2 separate regions of the Homo sapiens genome follow, and region 1 is linked to region 2. The links are chromatin loops, found by intact Hi-C in ENCODE. Cell type or tissue: A673. All regions are shown on one strand. Each heading gives the region's core, and the rest is flanking DNA. Links, peaks and the distances in the headings are about the cores only.

The links. A loop is a pair of places that touch in the nucleus more often than their neighbours do. Peaks named below come from ENCODE experiments on the same cell type or tissue, not always from the same donor. Only the 100,000 strongest peaks of a DNase experiment are listed, where the experiment ranks them.
Region 1: a loop joins it to region 2, with 4 times the contacts of the local background. A loop is called at or near these places in 2 of 110 quality-filtered maps.

The regions. Positions count from the first base shown.
Region 1 is chr16:74,622,377-74,625,220 of GRCh38, forward strand. It overlaps RFWD3 (ring finger and WD repeat domain 3), which reads right to left. Exons shown (of 13, transcript NM_018124.4): 13 at 1-1,695. The coding sequence ends at 1,552. Among named protein-coding and RNA genes, the nearest start is that of GLG1, 17 kb to the left of the region's middle. In A673, for the core only: a CTCF peak has its summit at 1,057 (motif pointing left); a DNase peak (open chromatin) is centred at 1,065; H3K27ac peaks cover 2,500 bases.
Region 2 is chr16:74,542,004-74,544,923 of GRCh38, forward strand. The region is part of intron 1 of GLG1 (golgi glycoprotein 1); the gene reads right to left. Among named protein-coding and RNA genes, the nearest start is that of GLG1, 64 kb to the right of the region's middle. In A673, for the core only: no CTCF peak of the experiment used is centred there; a DNase peak (open chromatin) is centred at 1,355; H3K4me3 peaks cover 623 bases; H3K27ac peaks cover 2,274 bases.

The sequences.
Region 1 (2,844 bases), core at 1-2,500, 80 kb after region 2:
CACTTTAGGAGGCTGAGGTGGGAGGATTGCTTGAGGCCAGGAGTCCAAGACCAGCCTGGACAACGTAGTGAAACATCTATTTCTACAAAAAAATTTAAAAAAGGAAAAAATTATGTCCTAAAATATTAAAGGGTCATTAAAAGGCACAACTAGAACTTGGAACTCTGGGGAAATCTAGTGCAACAACCCCTTGCCGGAGAGAAAGATCCTAGAAACAGCTCTTGAATTGACAGGTCAGAAGTGTTTTATAATAAAAACGATAACAACTCTTCAATAATCATTTGAGAAAATCAGACTGTTAAGCCATTTTCTCCCATGAACAGGACACTGACCTGCCCACATCTTGAAGCATATTCTGTTGTGGAAGTGGGTTGGCAAAGTAGTCTGAGGCAAGGCAAAGAAATACAAACTGAGCCCTAGAAAAGGTTAGGGAGGCAAATCAAAGGAAACTGGAATCAAACATCAGCTTCACATGGGGAAGGCTTTAACTGGATAACTGGAATGTATAAAGAACACTTAAGAACAGCCCCTCAGTCTGAGGAATTGGCTTTATTTAGATAGGAACTCTCAAAATGGGAGACAAGTTCTTCTCATGTTTTCAATAGCAGTCTGAATAGCTTTTGTAAATTCTCTTATGTCTTTTCTCCTGATCTCTGACACTAGGGGAGACTCAAGTAAAAGCTTTGACCTATCACTCATCTTTTCCTGGCAAGAGATAGTGTTCTTCAAAGCACTAGCTTGGATAAAACCAATCCTGAGATCCTAAGCTGGCTAGAAAAAACAAAATCTTCCCCACCGCTCAAACAACTGGCCTCTTTCCTTACCTTTCGCAAAGCAATGAACTTAATGCACTAGGCATTAGCAAAGGGAATCGTTCACTAGCTGCTTCCATCACTGGGCCTGCCAATGTCCCAGCACTTCACACCTGGAACACAAGTGTTATTGCCACAAAGCACACCCAGGTGTGCTATCACACACTTGTGTGGAGATGAGACAAGTTACTAAAAGATTGTCAGCCTTCAAGGTCAGAAATAAACCGGACACAAGGTTCTACAGTGCCCTCTTGTGTTCAACTGAATAATACTCTTTTACATCTACGTTGCATCAAATCAGTACCAAGACGATGGTTAGTCCCTTCAAGGATACTTAAGTGACAGGACAACTCAGATGGGATGTCATATTCCCCAGAAAATGCTTGATGCCCACTCACATCCTAGATGATGAGAGGACACTCTCTAAGGTCCAGAAAGTCACACAGAAAATAAAGAAAATAAGAATTTCCAACATACAATAATGGTTAATGAAGGCTTTAAACCCAAGAAATGGATAATGTAGATAAAGTACCCATCAATTACTCTTTTAGTGGACATAACAGATACACAATCTGTAGTGTCTCAGTGACCTAGGGTCCTAGAATCATACTAATGCAAACAAACCATGATTCCCAATGTTCTAGACTGCAGACAATAAACAGGGATCTTGCTTGGGGCTGCTAGGCGCTAGCAAACAACATCTAACCAGCAGCATGCCTTCAAGGTTTCGAGACCACAGTCACTCCCACTTATAGATGTGGACCATCTTCTCTGTTAAGGTAGCCAAGTAGCTGTTACGGTTCACCTCAAATGGGCAGATGTCCAACACAGGCTGATCGGTCTGTAGGTCCTGGAGCAACGAGCCACTGGCAGCATCCCACAGCTAAAGAACACAAGCAGAGGGAAGGGTCAGGAGTCAGTCAGTACACGAAGGGACTTCCATTCTTCATCATCTAACAAGTCTGAAAGGCTGCAGAGAGAACACTACCTGGAGAGCAAAGCAGGCTGTCCCTAACCTTTGCAAGGTTGTTCAAAGTCAGCACACCTGACATAGTTCAGGTACAGCCTCACCTACTGTAATCAGCAATTAGTCTACCTGTAAGTGGACCTGAAATAAAGCCCAGCTTCCATTCATTCAATGTGCCAGCCTCTTCTAGGGACAGAAGGGTCAATAAGATAAAGTCCCTGTCTTTGCCCTCATGGAACTCACCCTTTTTTTTCTTTGAGACGGAGTCTCACTCTTGTCACCCAGGCTGCAGTGCAGTGGCACGATCTTGGCTTACTGCAACATCTGCCTCCTGGGTTCCAGCGATTCTCATGCCTCAGCCTCCCAAGTAGCTGGGATTACAGACATCCACCACCACGCCCGGCTAATTTTCTTGTATTTTTGGTAGAGATGGGTTTCACCATGTTGGCCAGGCTGGTCTAGAACTCCTGACCTCAGGTGATCCACCCACCTTGGCCTCCCAAAGTGCTGGGATTACAGGCGTGAGCCACCGCGTCTGGCCTCTAAAAATTTATTATTGGCCAGGCATGGTGTCTCACACCTGTAATTCCAACACTTTGGGAGTCTGAGATGGGAGGACAGCTTGAGGATAGGAGATTGAGACCAGCTGGGGCAATACAGCAAGAATCCAATCTCTACAAGAAAAAATTAGCCAGGTGTAGTGGTGCATGCCCGCAGTCCCAGCTACTCAAGAGGCTGAAGGAGGATTGCTTAAGCTGAGGAGTTTGAGGCTACAGTGAACCATGATTGCACTACTGCACTCCAGCCTGGACCGAGTAAGATACTGTCACTTAAAAACAAACAAACAAACAAACAAAAAGAAATGAAAAATATTTTGAAGTATTAAAAAGTAGAGCTAGCCGGGCATGGTGGCACACACCCATAGTTCCAGCTACTTGGGAGGCTGAAGCACAAGAATCACTTGAACCCAGGAGGTGGAGGTTGTAGTAAGCCAAGATTGCACCTCTGCACTCCAGCCTGGGCAACAGAGCAAGACCCTGTCTCAAAAAAAAAAAAAAGTAGAGA
Region 2 (2,920 bases), core at 229-2,728:
ATTTTTCCCCCTTCCACTGTCTATTTCAAAGGGGTGGTGGCAGGGAGGAAATATATATTTACATCCTCTGGGACACAGCAGGTAGCAATCTGCCCTCTTAGAGTCCTAGACTGACAGTTCTACTCTAAGAAAAGCACATGAACCATCTGATGATCTGGTTTGAATAGTATAGCTAACTTTTACATGGGAGTTTTAGAATGCAGGGTGAAAAAAATTATCTGAAGGGCACCGTATGAATAATGAACAGAATTATCAACTTTGATATGGCATCCTTTTATATTCTTTCTTTGCCCTGTCACATGATTTGGAACAGCTGAACAAAGGTACAAATTTGTCAAATCAGTAGCTACTATAGCCAAATGCAAAGAAGAAAACTAGACTAGGCCGGGCGCGGTGGCTCACGTCTGTAATTCCAGCACTTTCGGAGGCTGAGGCGGGCGGATCACCTGAGGTCAGGAGTTCCAAGACCAGCGTGGCCAACGTGGTGAAACCCCATCTCTATTAAAAATACAAAAAAATTAGCTGGGCATGGTAGCAGGTACCTGTAATCCCAGCTACTTTGGGAGGCTGAGGCAGGAGAATCGCTTGAACCCAGAAGGCGGAAGTTGCAGTGAGCCGAGATTGCATCATTGCACTCCAGCCTGGGTGACAAAAGCGAAACTCTGTCAAAAAAAAAAAAGGGAAGGGAAGGAGGGAGGGAGGAAGGGAAGAAGGGAAGGAAGGAAGGAAGGGAGGAAGGAAGGAAGGAAGGAAGGAAGGAAGGAAGGAAGGAAGGAAGGAAGGAAGGAAGGAAGGAAGGAAGGAAAAACTAGACTAAAAGAAAAAATTTCCAGACATCTGACAATACCATTAATGTTTACAACCAGTAAATCTGGAATGATTCTGTCAATGCAGCTCATACTACCAATCCAACTTTGTTACTTCTATAATTTTGAAAACAAAATACAAATGAGGGATGTAAGATTACATGATGCAAAAAAGTCCTGAAATTAAATATAATTTCTCACACCCCAGACCCGAGTACCTGCACATGCCACAACTCTTCCATACTGACCCGTGGTGAGTGCATTGTTTACTTGAACTGGCCTAAGCAAGAGCAAATAGGGCTGAGCTGCCAGAATGTGCTGAACTCTTTCTGTATAACCCAGTGCAAATTACTGGTGCTTCTGAAGAGTACAGCTTGGATTCAGGAAGTGGACTTCCATCTGAATTAAGACAGCACACTTCACTGCACAATTCTGAAAGATGCGTAGCTCAAAGAAAGAGACCAGGGCTAAATTGGGAAAAAAATTTAATATATTTTAAAAACAGAATCAGGCCAGGCTCAGTGGCACATGCCTGCAGTCTCAGCTACTTGGGAGGCTGAGGTGGACAGCTTTCTTAAGACCAGGAGTTGGAGGCAGTAATGTGTTATGTTAGAGCCTGTGAATAGCTACTGCACTCCAGCCTGGACAACACAGTGAGAACTTACCTCTAAAAAAACAGACAAAAAACTGAAATCTTCTGGGTTTGCAAATGTTAGTAATGTGCATAAAAATCTGATAAAATCCTCAAAAAGTCCCTACATTTCTTCTTGCTTAGATAACATCATTCTACAGTTGGTAGAAAAAAGGTATACATCAATAATTACCACTATATCAAACTATATTATAGTTTGGGAAATACTGATAAACTAATCTAAATATTAACAAAGATGCAATCTAAAAATTACCCATAATCTCCAAATCACATCTGTGCCTTTTAAAGTGCTAATTTTCTGTTATGAAATTAACTGATTTTGAAAACAAAGTACAAAGTACAAAAGACCGGGAGAATCCTGCTGATGGTACTCCACCTGAGCCAGTGATCACCACACGACCTGAACAAATTCTAATTCCCTGTGCTTCAGTGAGAATAGGGGGGAGATGGGATAAAAAGCAAGACAGCTTGACTCCAATTGATTGCAAATCTAATATGATTCCAGAAAAACAGATGACTACCTTTCCAAGGAAGGGAAAATATTGTTATAGAAATGGCTTGGAGAAGTGAAAGGAGATGGGCAGAACAGATGCAGATCCTTTTAGAATTACTGTTTTAAAACATCTCATAGGTATGTCAATGGTTGAAAATGTATTAGCTCCCTAATAAAGAATGTTCATCTCCATTAACGGAAAAACAAAGAAGACTCCTAAGTACTTCTAAGCATTCATTACTATACAATCTATAGGTCTGGCTATGCAGCACAAATTTTGGAAAGAGATCTGGGAACAAATTTGGGCTCTTCCAGGTACTAGCTGCAAGATCTTGGAAAAATTATTTAACATGTTTTTGTTTTGTTTTGTTGTTTTGAGACAGAGTTTCACTCTTGTTGCCCAGGCTGGACTGCAATGGCACAATCTCGGCTCACCACAACCTCCACCTCCTAGGTTCACGCGAATCTCCTGCTTCGTGTGAGAATCTCCTGCACATGCAGGCGTGGTGGCATGTGCCACCAAGCCTGGCTAATTTTGTTTTTTGTTGTTGTTTGTTTGGTTGGTTTTTTGAAATGGAGTCTCACTCTGTTGCCCAGGCTGGAGTGCAATAGCGTGATCACGGCTCACTGTAACCTCCGCCTCCCAGGTTTAGGCGACCCTCTTGCCTTACTTAGTCTTATGATTACAGGCGCGTGCCACCACGCCCAGCTAATTTTTGTACTTTATAGTAGAGACAGGGTTTGGCCATTTGGGCCAGGATGGTCTCAATCTCTTGACCTTGTGACCCTCCCACCTCGGCCTCCCAAAGTGCAGGGATTACAGGTGTGAGCCACCGCGCCCGGCCATTATTTAACATCTGTAAGCCTAAGTGGAGCAAAATACTTAAAGCACCTAGCACAATGCTAGTAGTAAGTATGTAATAAATATAATCTATAATTATAATAATAATTATTGCATACTTCTAGAAG